Regions from separate parts of the Homo sapiens genome. Here region 1 is linked to region 2. The links are chromatin loops, found by intact Hi-C in ENCODE. Cell type or tissue: PC-3. All regions are shown on one strand. Each heading gives the region's core, and the rest is flanking DNA. Links, peaks and the distances in the headings are about the cores only.

What was found. Hi-C counts contacts between places; a loop is a spot of excess contacts. Peaks named below come from ENCODE experiments on the same cell type or tissue, not always from the same donor. Only the 100,000 strongest peaks of a DNase experiment are listed, where the experiment ranks them.
Region 1: it touches region 2 in a loop (14-fold over the local background); 2 of 110 quality-filtered maps call a loop at or near these places.

The regions. Positions count from the first base shown.
Region 1 is chrX:105,873,532-105,881,880 of GRCh38, forward strand. NRK (Nik related kinase) reads left to right here. Exons shown (of 29, transcript NM_198465.4): 3 at 6,668-6,724; 4 at 8,177-8,248. Among named protein-coding and RNA genes, the nearest start is that of NRK, 55 kb to the left of the region's middle. In PC-3, for the core only: a CTCF peak has its summit at 3,345 (motif pointing right); no DNase peak of the experiment used is centred there.
Region 2 is chrX:106,036,903-106,045,251 of GRCh38, forward strand. It overlaps SERPINA7 (serpin family A member 7), which reads right to left and starts at 1,825. Exons shown (of 5, transcript NM_000354.6): 1 at 1,796-1,825; 2 at 1-173. The coding sequence starts at 156. In PC-3, for the core only: a CTCF peak has its summit at 3,206 (motif pointing left); a DNase peak (open chromatin) is centred at 5,589.

The DNA.
Region 1 (8,349 bases), core at 280-8,279, 160 kb before region 2:
GTCTTCTATTAAACAAGATTTTATTTAAAAAAATTTTACACTGAAATTTCTGGCATGACAAAAACAGGTGCACTCTTGCATTCTCTCCTTTTCATCTGTCTTCTCTCTATGACATTTCCCCCTTTTTCCTTTCTTCCCTTCTTTAGTGTCTGTGCCTTCCTGCTCAGCATTACCTCATAGCCTTTGCTCATAATGTCCCATCCACTGGGCCCAACCTCTGCTTCTGAATCTGTTCAAATGCTATGCCATCTTCAGGGTCCATTTGACATTTTACCTCTTCTGTGAAGTCTTCCCAGTTACTCTATTCATCATTCACTAAACTAGTACTCATTAAAAGGGCCTTATGTACCAGCTATGATGCTAGGCACTAGAGATACCAAGGTAAAATAAATATATTACTAGACTTTAAGGACTTTTATGTTTCACCTGATTTTATTGATAGAGTGACTAAATCCTTGATACAGTGATGTGCTTGATAACTACGCTTTAATGCCCTATTGTTTTTTTTCTGACATTTTCTGTATTTAATAAATTTGTCCACATACCTTACTCAATACTGTCAGTGTGGTCCAGATTTGAGAAGACTAAGCTCCACCTAGGGCCATCACCTGGTCTCTGCTCTACTCCTACCCTTCTCTCTCATCTCTCCCCACACTCCTACATCTATCTCGTAGATCTGCTTACAGAAATCATAGTGAGTAACTGGAAGAACCACTTACCTCTATCTGAGCATGCCCAAAGGCAGAGGACAGACTTATAAAACAAAAGTGGAAATCTTCAAATGCTGTGTGCCCAAAGGAAGTAGGGGCTAAAGACTATGGTAGACTTGTTGATCAGTTAGAAGTCAGCAAATTTAAGTCTCAGGTGACCAAGACACTGACAATTCATAACTCTTCTTTACAATTATTGGGTAACCTGTATTTGATTCTGGGTCCCCAGTGTAAAAATTGACCTTGCTTCATTACTTTTGAGATACAACTAAATTTGGGGAATTTGGTGTCGCATGAATGCAAGTCCTTTTGTAAAGTAGAAATGTTTTATGACTGTTCCTTTATTTGCTTTGTTATGTTTAACAAGATTTTCCTGCATTGGTTTTTGTTAAAAGCAGGCACATATACCTCTTAACAATGCCCTGTATGTGAGCAGTATCTTAAATTCAGGGACATGCAACATATTCTTTTCGTAGGACAGATTTGAAATGCTAATATTAATTTTAGAGTCATGAAGAACAACAGCACCGTAATAAACTAGGTTTTTCCCAGGGGAAGTGGACTAAATGATGCTGCTTATTTGATTATCTAAGTTAATTAATTAAGAACACAAATCCTTGCCAAACTGAAATCAACACATTAAGGGATATGTATTCTCCCTGGATAGTTTGAAATGATACTGCAAAAAGAATATACGTTCATCTTAATTACTATATTTTGGAATGCAACCCCAGAAAACAGATTTAGTTGTGTCAGCATAAATTAATCAGGGAAGTTTTTTAGGACTTTATTTAAGTCCTTCACATGGTAGCATATATTTTTTCTCTAGAACTGTTTAAACATACTGTATTTGAGATCCAATAATTTATGTTAATAACTAGCCTTTGCATTTGGTTCTATTCTCTAATTGTTTCTGGTGTATACATCTTACAAACTATAAATTTCTCCAATAAACTGTGAATAGAACAGTTTATCTTTCCAACTCTCCATCCTCTTCCCCTTTTTAAAACTTCATTCACTTTTTGAAATTCCCTGCTCACTCATGGTCTCATGGTTTCCCTGCTCTCCATTCCAGAAACCTGCTTCTTTCAATATGGCTGAAGAACAACCCCTTCTGGAACTCCTCAGGCTCCAGCCTTTTCTTTACTCCACCTTCTCATTCCATCAGTACTTAACTGTTCATTGCCACTGTTTTAGTTACCTCATCTGATAGTCTAACTCATGCTTAAATGTTAGTGACAAATTAATGTGTCCTTCTCTTAGCTAATATTGAGTTTCATTATCTTAATAACATGGAGGACAGGACTTAATAAATAATTTTTATACCTTGTTGTAGGTTGTGGAGTACCCGGAAGTATTTTGAATAGTTGACCTATTGCCCCCCAAATCAATAACTGAATTATTATTTATTATTATTATTATTATTAACTAAACTTGAATGCGTGGAATGAGTTTGACAACAAGACAAAGAGTTTTCTTAAGTGAAGATGATAGACTTCTTGATTCTAAATGCCAATAGACTTGAATCTAGAGTCAAGAATGACTACAAAGCATTGTTACTACCTATTGTCTTCTGTTCCTCAAATACGAAAGAGCCTATGAACTTATACAAAGTATTTAAGCAGCAGTTGCTTTTACGATAAGAATGAGAGCTAAGAGAATTTTTTTCTCCTAGCTCTGTGATGCTTGAAAATTATTTAAAAAGAAAGAAATGCTGTCATTTGTGACAACATGGAAGAACCTGGAAGACATTATGTTAAGTAAGATAAGACAGACATAGAAAGACAAATAATGGATGATCTCACATATCTGGATTCTAAAAAGTTGAACTCATAGAAGCAGAGAGTATAATAGTGGTTACCAGAGGTTGGTGGCAGTGGGGGACAGGGGATTGGGGAGATATTGGTCAAAAGACACAAAATTTCAGTTAGACAGAAGAATAAGTTCAAGAGATCTGTTGCACATCATGGTGATTATAGTTAATAACAATATATTGTTATAAATATATTTACTAAAAGAGTAAATTTTAAGTGTTTTCACCACAGAAAAATAATAAGCATGCAGTGTAATGCATATGTTAATTAGCTCAATTTAGCCATTCCACAATGTATTCATATATCAAACCACCTTGTTATAAACCATAAATATATACAATTTTTATTTATCAATTAAAAATGTAAAGGTCATTCTTTGTACTCAAACTCTAGTTAATGAAGCATTATTAATCTTGTGGAGCTAGTGGCTCCTGTATGATACTCCAGATATTACTGATAGGAAAAACAGCCCAAAAAATCCACATTTATAATTTACTACTGTTCTTGTGATTTTCCTGAATAATATTCACTGAGGTTAAAGGCAATTGTGAGATTATTTAACACTCAATGTAGAATCTAAAACTAAATTTCTTTCTTAACGTTCTAAAACTAAATTCCTTTCTTAGTGTTCTTTTGTGTGTTTAACACAAATGTTGTTAACGTAATTTGCCATAAAACTCACATTCTAACTGAAAAAGGGCACATCCTAAAAACTGGATTCATAGGTTCTAGTTCAGCATCTCATTTATGACAAGTCCTTCAGCTAAGATCGCAAAACAGCTTCTGTATAATCAATGAACCACAAGATGGCACCACTGAACAATTAGCTTATCTCAAGGTGGCTTCTAGGTTCTCTAGATAGGTGCCCAAGAATAGTGTTATACTTCTTCAAAACGAACATCAGTCACTTAATCAGTCACTTCTGGTGAATAGAGTATGAAAGGGAAAAATAACAACTTTATAGTGGAGAAACCTGGCAGGTTGTTACCTTAACCAAGTGCTCAAGGTTAATATCACCATTGATCAACATGGAGATATCATGTACCCCTGATATGATGTGATGAAAAGGGCATTTCACTTCTGTGATATCCTTCCCAAAAATTCACATAACCTCAATCTAATCATAAGAAAACATCAGCCAAACCCAAGTTGAGGGATATTCTACAAAATACTTGACCAGTACTCTTTAAAAGTGTCACAGTTATGAAAAACAGGAAAGACTGAGGACTTGTCACACACTGGAGAAGTTTAAGAAGACATGATAGCTAAATAGAATGTAGGATCCAGGTTTGGTTCTAGAAAAAGGACATTAGTGAGAAAACTGGGAAGTCAGAATAAGTTTTAAAATTTAGTTAAGAGTATTATACCAATATTAATTTCTTCATTTTGACAATTGTAGCATGGCCATCTAAGATGTTAACATTGGAAGAAACTGGGGAAAGGATATACAGGAACCCCCTGTGCTATCTTTGAAACTGCTCTATAAGTCTAAAATTATTTCAAAATAAAATTTTTGAGGAGTCAAGGTACAGGGGGAACTCTTCTGAAATGCTCTCTTAACAGTAGCACATTTCTATGATCTATTGTCTGTATATGCCAGACTTCTATGGAGTCTTGTAGAATGATTTGGCATATTAACTCAGTACATGGTTCCGAGACCTGGAGTTTTATTCCTCTGTAGGTTCAGTGAGCATATTTTTCAAACCCAATATTAGGACACATTTTCTGACGAAATAACTTCATTCAATTTTCAAGTGTGAATAAATCACAGATAATGAGGGTAGAACCAAGCTGATTTTTTTTCTGTTTTATGGCCATGGTTGGAATCTTTTAATGACATTCAGTTGTCTCACTAATATGTCATAATCTATTGATTTTAGACTTCAAAAATTTTGTATTTTACTTATCATCAGTTAAATAATGTATGGCTAATATTTTTGATAACCTGATAAATATTTTGTATTGCCCAAAATAATAGTGGCTCATAAATAATCTCTTAGAATCAAGGAAGGAAGCATTGTAACTTTTTAAAGGGATGCATGCAAATCAGTTTCCAACATGTTGTATTTGTGCATACAGATGTGGAAAAAATTTTACTAGCAAGTGTTCGTGTGAATAATTATGAAAACAATGCTTCCTAAGTTATAAGGACTGAATAAATAAAAATATTAATATATAATTCCTCCCAGAGATGTAAATAAATTTGAAGGGTATCCAACATACTCAATAATTTTTATAAACTCGGTTAAGTTCAGGTGTCATTACAATCCTACGAAAAAGAACAGTTTAAAACTGTTTTATTATAACTGTCCAGCAAAAGTAATCTGACTCCATCCAAACAGGCTGCCCCAATTAAGACAAGTGACAGAAGATAACACAAGCTCATGTTCTTTTGAAAAATTTAAAAGAAGCTAAGGAGGTTGCAAAAATAGTGCTTTTTGTCTGATAAAAGAGAAAATTGTTTCTAGAACTTGATAGTATTACTTCATGGATTGATCCTTACAAACTCTGCCTCATTTCCACTTCTCATGTAAATCTGATTTTGCCTTTGCATTTGTTTCCCAAGACTTTAGGTTAAACAGACAGGTCTTGATCTTGGGTTCCTACTTTTCTCTGGATCAATCAATAACCTGTAACTTTTTCCTTTCCTTTAAAAATTCTAGTCTTCTGTGGCTGGCATGCTCCGCCCTAAACTGCTCACCCAATTCTGGACATTTCCTTGTGCCTTGATTACTAGTCTCTGAACCCTATCCCAAGTCAAGCACATTACCTTGCTCAGTTTCCGTCTTTCCTGCCTTGTGTACTAGTTTCTTAGGTCAGCTGTAAAAAATTGCTACAAACTGGATGGCTTAAAACAAACAAAATGTATTCCCTCACAATTTTGGACATAAGAATTCTGAGTTGAGGTGTCTGTTGGGCCATTCTCTCTCTGAAGTCTCTAGGGAGGAAACTGTTCCTTGTCTCTTCCTGGCTTCTGGTGTTATCAACAATCCTTGACATTTCTTGGCTTGTAGTTGTATCACTGCAATTTCTTCTTGTCTTTTACATGACTGTCACCCCTTTCTGTATCCCTGTGTCTCTGCGTTCAAATCTCCCTTCCTTTCGTCTTATAAAGAAACCGGACATTGACCAAACAAATCCATATGACCTCATCATAGTTTGATTACATCTGCAAAGACCCTGTTTCCAAATAAGGTCACATTTTGAGGTTCCAGGTGAACCTCAATTTTCGAGGGGACACTGTTCAACCAAGTACAGCCCCCAGATCAAACCTTCTGCTGAGAAATATCAGATAAGGCATTCTATTTATTACTCATAGTAATGTTATACTGATTTTTTCTATGACTACAGTTTGGAATATGTCTAGAAGGTACCAGCCACAAAATAGGAGATCTGATTCCAAACCTATGTGTTCACCTTTAAAAATTACAAATCTGTAGCTTATACTTGCATTTAGGGTAAGATCTAAGCTCTTATAACTCATCATATTTTCAATAAGAGAGAATTTTCTAGAACTTATTCCTTTTATAAATATTTTTGGTTCATATGATTCAGGACATATTAAACAGTTTAGAGGCTGTTGAATTAATTATGAATCACTCACACTAAGTGATCATTATGGAGATAATGCATGGCTAATATTTTTGCTAACATGATAAATATTTTGTGTTTGAAGAAGAGTCCAGTGGAAAGATGTCTGCATAGTATCACATAATCAATTGAAAAAATGTTTAGTACAACAACTCGTTTTCTGCCATCTTCAATAGAAAATTTTCACTTAGATTAAATGAAAATTTTCATTTAGATTAAATGCTTTGGTGCCATGCAAACCTAGATTAAAGACACTAAGTAAGCAATAACTTTAAATAGGCAATTATGTCCACTAGTTACTACAGATGTAAACAGCCAAACTGTTCCATAACCTTCGTCGAGTGTTTTGAGTGGGATGGTGATTTCTTTAAAATGTTGATAATTTAATATTTCTGTTTTCTATATAATACTATATATTTCATTTGTATATATTTTATATTTTATAACATACAATGTATTCGACACTAATTTTAATATTTTCTACTTTAATTGCTTCTTGATAGCTGGATTACCTAGCCAGCATTTGATATTTATCACTATCCTGTATTTCAGGGACTTCATGAGAAGACTGGTGCATTTACAGCTGTTAAAGTGATGAACGCTCGTAAGGTAATATTATAAATTGCCTGTATTCTCTTCCCTTAGTGGACTGTGTTCCTGGGATACACAACTCAGAAAATATTGTATTTGTTTTTAAATCATTATTTTATATAATAATTATTACATCAATCTGGATTTATTATAGTTATCATTTAATATTACTTTTATTCATTAGTGTATTATATCTATTACTTTATTATATATCCACATAAAACAATGCTTCTTTCACAGCAGAAGTTCCACATATTTTGGTATTCTATAACACTGAGGAATATATCTGTACTCCTCTCTGTTTCTAGTTGACTATTTGTTTCCAGGGATAGCAAAGAAGAGATTGCTTCTAATATTGGGTTAATCCTGCTGTGTTCCATCATATTATTTTCCCTCTCCAATGATTTCCTCTGATAATTGAGGCCATTAGATTCTCAATGACAGGTAGAAGGAAGAGACTTATCAGAAATGCACATTTTTCATGTATTTTCTGACAGATGAGCAAAAGAGACAGTTTAATTGGCACCGTTCCTGGTAACATTCATAAAGTTGTGTCACGGTTCATAACATATTGGCATAGAATTTGCTAGCACTGATTTCTGTTCTTTTTCTTTAACGTGAGTGCCACACTTTCTCAAGATAATATTATCATAAACATAGAAAAGGTCAAAAAAATTTTACTTCACTATACCCTAAAGGGAAATTTGTGTTTGAAAAGCTATACACATTGACTGAACTGTTGTCAAGGCCATAAACTGTGCTTTTTCCAATTTGTGCAGGAAGTGAATTGCTGAAACTGTTTAAAGAGTTGTGTGCTTCCATAGCACATGTGTACCTATGTAACAAATCTGCACATTCTGCACATGTATCCCAGAACTTAAAGTATAATAATAAAAAAAGAAATGATAGCTGAATTAAAAAAAAAAGTTGTGTGCTTTTAGTTTTGCCAGTAAATGTCAAAAGTTGCAAACCAATGTGAGTTTCGAGGGATTTTGATGTTTTGTAGATTTATTTTGCCCTACAATCCATGGCTTCCAAATAATCAAACTTCTACTTTTTGAGTGATACTCTCTAAAATACTTATTTTCTTGTTTTAACTTAAGAGACCTTGACATACTTTTAACCTACATTTCAGATACTCTGACTTTTAAAATATTTAAAAATCATGTTCAACCCATGGAAGTTTAGTGTCAATTAACTGGTTTTGTAAGGAGGATAAAGCACTTTACTAATAACAAATTGTAATTTTCCCATTATTACAGCAGTTAAATCTACTACCATGAATTTGTTGCCAAATTTCTGTATGTCATAAGAATTTGGTTTTTTAAATTAAAACTATTGGAGAAAATTGAGAGAGGAATAATGTTATCTTACTTTTCCATTGAGTGCTAACGTAGCTTAAAGTACTTAAGCATAAATCATTTTTAGAGTGTACCAGTACATCTAATAACATTTTATTCTTGGTTACAGACCCCTTTACCTGAAATAGGAAGGCGAGTGAGAGTGAATAAATATCAAAAATCTGTTGGGTGGAGATACAGTGTGAGTACTAAAAGTTCTCATTAATACCCAAGTAGTCTTTCCTTTCATTTTCAGCTTTTAACTTATCCCTTTGCATTGTGTCATTATCTCTAGAAGACTGC
Region 2 (8,349 bases), core at 163-8,162:
ATTGAATGCAAAGTCAGCATTAATGGATGACATCTTGTAGAGAGTGGCATTTGGTTGGGATGAATGGCAGGCTGTTACTTTGCCTTCAGGTGATGCACAGTGGATTGTAGCATGAAGCCCAAGTACCAAGAGAACCAGATACAGGAATGGTGACATTTTGGAAGGAAGTTAATCTATAAGAGATGAAGTGAGACAACCACTGAGGGAGCTTAGTTGGATGAAACACTCCCTGAGCCAGAGACACATAATAACCACCCACATTGATTAATAAAACAATAGTAAATATTTGATGATGTGCTCATCAGGGGCTGAGCAGGGGTTTCTCTCCCTTGAAAAACAGGAGATGCATCTAATATGGACAGGGAGTAGGAGAAGTGGCTTGCTGCAACCACGGAAATAATGCCATGGACTGTCATTCAGATGTTATAGCAACATTATGAAAACGCTGTGAGTAAATTAAATTTATGGAAATTGAATCACTTTTTTTCTGAACTAGAGGCAGCCTTTTGGAGAGAGGGGATATTCTTAGGTTAAACTAGTACTCCCTCTGTATACATTATTCATTGTAGATTAGAATTTTAGATTTTTTTTTTCATCTGGCATTTTCTTAAGATAAAATCTATGAGATGAGAGAACACTCGCATCTTATTTGGCTAAAAGACAAAATGAAAGTAATTTGTACAATATATGATTAGTTGGAATGGATGGGTGGTGGTTTATGGAGCCACGTACAAGGTCATGAGCTGAAATTCATGCATTTTGCAATGCATGGAAGCCATAGAGGTATTTTCGAACAACCAGAAAATGAAAGAATAATTTTCTAAATTTTACATTTCTTTCACCATTAATCTTAGTAACATCTAAACAGTCATTTCTAAGTTGTAAGACATCTTAACACTATTATTCTTACACCTATGCATGTTACTTTTAATTATTATAAAGAAAGCCAGAAAGATAAGGTGTAAGGTTCTCTGATCCTGAAAGAGTGCAAAGAAATGGAGTAAAGAAGTCAGGTGTGGAAATCCAATGAAAGTGGACATGTGTGCTTAGAAGGAAGAGGTCTATGAACTCAGAAAAAGGATCCTTCCTCCACCCTCCATCTTCTTCCTGAGTGATCTTACCCTCCGCACTCAATTGCTAGAAACTGTATCTCTCTCAGATTGCTCTCCTGAGCTCCTAGCCATTTATCCAGCTTTCTTTTGGATATAACCACCAGGATGGTCCACACAGACCTCAGTCTCAATAAGAAAATCTCAAAGTTGCCAGATGTAAACATATCATCTCCCTACACCTTAAGCTTGCTCCCTCATCTTCATTCCACATCTCAGTTTATCACATCACTGTCTATAGAGACACCTAAGCCAGATACCTGGGAATAATCATAGCCTCCTTTTATTCTCATTCCCCATATCTAATGAAGCATGATGTCTTATGAATACTAACTCTTAAATAACTCTCAAAACTTCTCCCTTCTCTTCATTCCTGCTGCCTCTGCCTCTCAGTTCATGGCCTGAGCTACTATATCAGCTCCTAACAGATCACACCATCTCCTATATCCTCCATACCAACCCCCTTTGTTCACCACTCTATCCAATCTCCATATCATCATCAGAGTCCTCTTTCTTTAAAAGTCACTGAGGCTGGTAGAAAGTCAATTATTAGATGACCACACTTAGACCTTCACCCCTAGAGCCAGGAATTTGGTTTGGGACTCTGACTTGCCAACTTGGTTATTTGGGACTCTGACTTGCTGATAGAGATGTTCAAAGTTTCCAAAGAGAAAAAAAGTACTTACAGCAAATGCCCAAGAATCCACCTGCATCTCTCAGAAAGCAACATCTTTCCATTTTTATAGCATGTCCTGTATTGCAAAACTAGAGCACTCTTAGTTATAAATTAACCCCAGCATTAACCCTGGGATGGTATTTTCAAAGCTGATGTACAAAACCAAGGCCAAGAGGAACAAAGCAAAAAATGATAAGGTTTGAACTTTGAGTGATTGCTTTGGCTGCCAGACCCTTCATGTAAAACAAAAGAGAAAGAGGATTGTCAGAGCTGGAGGGGTTTAAGTCCATGCTGGCAAGAGTGTCTTCAGCAGGCAGAATAGGGGCCATAGGCAAAAGCACCAAGAGGCAGCAGGAAAAAGTTCTCACTATTGGGCCAAACAGCAGTGGAATTGGCAGTTTTTTAAGGGAAAGTTGTACAAAAGCAGAGGCTGGGTGATCCTTTCTAATAGGTTCTGTAGAAATTATACATGCATTCGCAGAGGAAATGATGTCAAAGGTAGCTTCCAGCCCTAGACTTCTGATGCTGCAAACATATATGTCTGCTAAGGGGGAAACCAGCCCTGTCTTCTCGTCATTAAAATTCCCTGTACCGTCCCCTGGCCACAGGACTCCAAAAGAGGATGCAGAAGGAGTCAAGGAGACTGAAATTAAAGATTCCACTGTCCAGTATTAATTGTGTACTGATTATATGCAAAGAAGCAATGGGAACAAAAAGAACTGGACTCAGTCAGGAGACTTGAGTTCAACCTGCTTCTGAAAGTTTCCAGCTCTAGTAGTAGTAGTAGTAGCAGTAGTAGCAGTAGCAGTAGCAGCAACAGCAACTCCTGCTTCTGAGTATTTACTACAGGCATGTGAAGCATTTTACTACAGACATTTTGTGAAGCATCAGATTCCAGACCCTGCCAGCTTCAGTACTACATTAAGAATCTATGTGTTAATTTGTAGTGGGAGGGGAGGCAGGGAATGAGGAGCTAGTTCGAACTAAGCCTAGATGCAGTCTATGGTAGGACTTATAATCCAGGACAAATAGTACTGACTTTACCTTGAGGGCACTGGGAAGCCACTGGGGGATAGACAGAGGGTGACTCTGTGTACCATTATTTCTTCTTAACAAAACATAGACTAAGCTCCCACTGTGTGGAAAGAACCACAGTCAGCACTGAGGTTTCAGAGCTGGTTGGTAAATATCAGTCCTGAACCCAAGAGGTCTTTCTAACTACCTGACACCCGCTGCCCATATTGAAGAAGGCACACCTCACAAATGTGATGGTCACTAGTACATGTGTCCTAAAGAAAGGGAGTGACAAGCTCAAGTCTCTAGACTGCGAGGTTAGTCCATGTAATATAACACATTGCTCTCTCAGCTACAGCAAGTCCCTGCAGAGAAAACAGCAAAAGACTGTGTAAAAAGAAAACTTCCAAACCTGTGCCCTCTGGTGGCATAGTCAGACAATGGCACAGGTTGTTTTCTGCTGCTTCTGATTCAGCTGAGCTTTGCTAGCAGGGCTTATCTCCGACATAAGAGAAAGGTACCCTTCCCTCTGCAGACTCCCTTGCCCTGTGCTCTGGCATCACAGGCATTAGACCTGTGCCCCTGCCATGTCTCTATGTTGTAACTGTGTAATTTGGGACAAGTTACCTAGTATCCTTGAACCTCAGTTTTCTCACCTCTAAAGTGGAAATAATAATGATTCCCATGTCATGTGGTTATTGAGAGTATAAAATGAAATTTAGAGGTGGTGTCCAGAAGCTCCTATAATAGTGCCCCGTACAAAGTGGGGATCCAGAAACAGATAATTCTCTTCCCTTTCTTCTGTTATCATATATTCCCTCACCTCAAGTCTCCATATTCCCTGGGCTTTATCTCTACCCCCTACTGCTGTTCATTTCTGCTTTCTGCTAATACATTCTCCTTCAGATGCAATTGATTGAGAAGGTGTAAGATCTTGCAAACTTATATTTATCACAATAATTTCAGTCTTGTGTAAAGCTGCTAGAGTAGCACATTGAATAAAGACTCTCTAGGAAGTTTTACCATATCAATAAATTCAATCAGATCTAAAATTATATATCTCCTTTTTTGAATGAACACCCTCATAATTATTCCCACACAAATTTTATTTTAGAAATGTTCAACGTTCCACAGTTCTTTCAGTTTGTAAACACTTTTCTCATTGTTTTGATATTTGATCCTCCACCCTAGTCTGGAGAGAAATGATGGGATCTTACTCTGCTTACAGGTCTGGAGACAACAATAGTTGTGAGATGGTGGCATTAGGAAAATTGGCTTCTTTTTGCAATTTAAGTCTCACGGGCAAGGAAATTACCGGGTGTGTAAGCAAAGGAGAAACAGCTGCATTGGACAAAGAGAAAGACTGCTTTTGCTGGCAAGAGAGGCTCAGTGGGGATTTGGAGTTGAGGTTCTTTTAACTCTCTCAACTGTCCTATTCTTGAATTTTTACTCTTTGCATTTCAGTGACTAATTTCGACAAAACCGACATCAATGTTGAGAAATCAACAAATTCTGTAATTTGGTAATACACAGGATCAAATGGCAAGCATAGGATTTGGCTAACTTAGCTCTCCAGAAATTATATTTACATGTTCCCTGTCTTCCATATATTCCTGGAGCACTTGAGCCAAGAAATTAGGCTTCTGAGCAAGAATTTAGGCTTCTTTTTTAAAGCTTTCTAGTGCCATCATAAGCATCCACTTCACCTCACAATCTATTAACTACTTACATTTTTCAGACTTCTCTATGGCAGCAATGAGGTCTTCTAAAGCCAGGCCTTCCAAAGGCTTTACATTTTAGAGAACCACTTAATTAAATGATATGCTCTTTCATTTCATGGGCTGCCATATTCCCCTTATAGAACACAAATGGAGTTTTCAACTACCTTTAGCCCTAATGGGGCAGAAAATCAACTTCAAAATTCCCCAATTTCCTTAAATTTTGTTGCATGAAACCTAATTTCTGTTATCAATGTCTGTATTAGTTATAGTACTTGGATCTAAATAACAGTAACTGCTGTTGCTAACCTTAAAATAAAAGACACTTATTGAAGGATATACATTTACCCAAAATGAAAAGGAATGCCAAAGAAACTTGCTCATTTTGTATGGAGAAAAACATGGGGACAGAGGTATGAATTTATCCCACTTCATAGACAATGGTTAATAGTTTGGCTGGAAGTCCTTTGGAAAGGACATGATTATAAAATAAGTGATAAACAAGTGTAGGGAAGAGGTATATGTGGCTATCTCTGCAAATGGGCATATGATATAAAGATATTCAGGTTTCATGTGAATACTCACCAAAGAACAACCTCAGCAGAGAAGTTTAATAATCAGGGGGATAAGATGATGCATTCTGTGGATTTCAGGCAGCCTCTTTCCCAGACACTCTTGTCTTTGTTTGATGTGTTCATGAAGAAAGTGGTCATACCAGCCAGGATGAAGCTTGTGAGTGGGCTCAGAATCATGGACCTCCATGCACCAAAGTCAATTTGGCTACAACTTCAGCGGATACCAAAACTAAGATTCCAATATGGCATTATTCCTCAGAAGGACTTGCAAGCTACATGTTTTGAACTTGATTACATTGGACCACTTCCATCTTGGAAGGGGTATTGTTTTGTTCTCACAAGAATACACAATGACTCTAAATGTGACATTACCACTTCGCCTGCAAAGCTTGTGCCAAAACTACCATCTGAGGATTTACTGGCTGCCTTATCTACCATCATGGTATTTTATACAGAGTCCCTTCTGGTCCAACAACTGATCTCATACCAGAGTGTGGCAATGTGCCAACTCATAAAATTCACTGACCTTACCATGTTACCTATCACCCTGAAGCAGCTGGCCAATCGAGAGTGGAATGCCTTTGATGACTCAGTTACAGAGCCAGCTAGATGATATTTTGCAGGGTTGGCCCATGTCCTCTGTAATGTGGTATATGTTTTAAGTTAGTGTCCAAAATGTGGTGCTGATTCTCCCATAGCCAGGAATCCTAGGTTAGGGAATCAAGGAATGACATTAATTTTAGATCTACTCATTATTTCCCTACTGATCCACTAGTAAAATTACTTTTCTCATCCCTGTAACTTAGGTCGTCCTGATTTAGAGGCCTTAATTCGAATGGTTGAATGATTCCACCACAGGTTGCAGCAATGCTTCTAATGAATTTATAGCTGAGATTGACATCTGGTGACTTTGAGTACTTGTGCCACTGAATAAATAGCAAAATAAGGGGGCTACAGTACTTACTGTTATGGTAGATCTTGAATATCAAGAAGAAATTGCATTGCTACACATAATGAGGATCTGTAATGCAGGTGTTCCCCATGGATGTCTCTTAGTACTTCCATATTCTGTGACTAAAGTCAATGGAAAATTATAGCAACCCATACAAACAGGACTTTTAATGGCTCAGACACTCGAGAAATGAAGATTGGGTCACATCTCCAGTCGAGGAAGCTCAACCAGGTAAGGTGCTTGTTGAGGGCAAAGGCAATATGGAATGGGTTAATGGAAGAAGGTAGTTAAGGAAGAAAGTTGTTAAAAACATCAATTTTGATCTTCTGGCTAGTTGCAAAACCCAATACTACAATAGTTAGGAGTACTTCCTTATGTTGATATCAAGATATCTGTGTTTATATTAATCATTTTGCTTCCACCTTCCTATTCCTCTATTCCTTCCTATTTACATAAGATGTGTTAATTGTAATTAATTTTATATGACAGTATCCAAGTTACTGGATGTCAAAGAGGACTCAAAGGAATAAGGAATGTCAGCCAAAGATGGATAAAGGGACTGTATTAGACCATTCAGGCTGCCACAACAAAATACCATAACCTGGTGGCTTAATAAACAACAGGAATTTATTTCTTACAGTTCTAAAGGCTGAAGAGGCCAAGGTCAAGGTGCCAACAAATTCAGTGTTTGGTAAGAAAATGCTTTCTGGTGCATAGAGGGTGCTCATTTTGCTGTGTCCTCACATGGTAGAAAGGATGAAAGCTCACTCTTGGACTTCTTTTATAAGAGCACTAATACCATTTTTGAAGGCTATGTCCCTGACCTAATAACCTTTCGAAGGCCCCACCTCCTAATATCTTGCATTTTCTTTATTATAAATCCCTTATTTCAGACAGAGGGAGAGAGAGAGAGAGAGAGAGAGAGAGTAAAGGAAGCTCTCAGACAACAAGTGCATTTTGAGGAGAGTAAAGTGAAAACTGTGCTCCCAATTCAGAGGTCTTTAGCCTATCTTTTGAAATCCACCTTAAGTTCTCCTTCTCTCTTTCCTGAGAAAAGCTCACCCACTGAGATCCTTCCTGATTCTTTCAGCTACACAATTTTTTTTAGTCAATGTATTACATGTAAAGATGCTTAAATCATGGATCCATTTCATATTCAGCATTTCCCCCCAGCTTTGATCCCCTTATTTCTAGAGACTGTGGCACCCACTTCTCAGTCTGACCATGTTTGTGATCAAGAGCTGGGTAGGGGGATAGAGACAAGCTGAAATGATCCTTTCAGTATCCCTCTACTTGGGGGTATTGAGTTCCTCTGTGGCTGGTTAATTAACCTTAAGTTGTTAAGCTGCCCCAGAAGCTGGATAAGAAAAAAGGAATACAGCCTCAAATGCAAATTGAACGTCATAAAATCTTAGTTTGAGGCTTGACTCCACCACTAACTAGCATGACATTTGGCAAGCCAGTTATCTGCTCTGGTCCTCGGTTTCTCCATTTGAAAAAGCATGGGCTTAGATGACATCTCTAAGGCACATTCCTGCTCTGGCATTCTGAGAGAATCTAAAATTTTTCTCTCGTGTGCCCTCCCATTATAGAAAATGCAAAGGAGTGCATAGCCACAAACCAGGGATGAGGAGAAGAATTATTCAACAAATAGTGTTGTGTGTTAATTATTTTTTTTAAATCATCTGAGATTTCAATCTTATACCAAGTGCCAATGTTAATTCCAGATGCATAAAGGAGTTGAATGGAAAAGTTCAGAAAACTTCCAAATAAGAAGAAAATATAAAATAAGATATATTTTACCTTTTGATAATTTGGAAGTTTATAAATAAAGGAAATGAACACATTAAAAAAACTGTTTATAGATTTTGAAACATAAAATTGAAAAACTGTGTACTTAGATATATTAATATTTTTAGCATGTAAAAAACAAACCAGGAGAAATATTTGTTAGGCAAGTGGTGAATAGCCTAAATACAATCCTATGTCATCCTATTTCAAACCTTGACTAAAGAGAAGGCATGAATTCTTAACACAGTTATCCAGGGAATAATTGCTTAAACCCCATGTACATGGGAAAAATTGATTGCTCCAAAGTCAAATTAGAAGATTCATTCTGAAGGCCTGAGAGACTAATCAGTAACTTCTCTCCAATAAATAAACAATGAGATTGTGAAAGAAAATGAAGTAAGTAAGGCTAAATCTTTCTAAAGAGGGGTCAAGAAATCCTTTTGAGAGGAATGCACACTCACACCTGCTAAAGGTCAACCACGGAATGTTCCAATAGACTTGGATAAGCAACAGA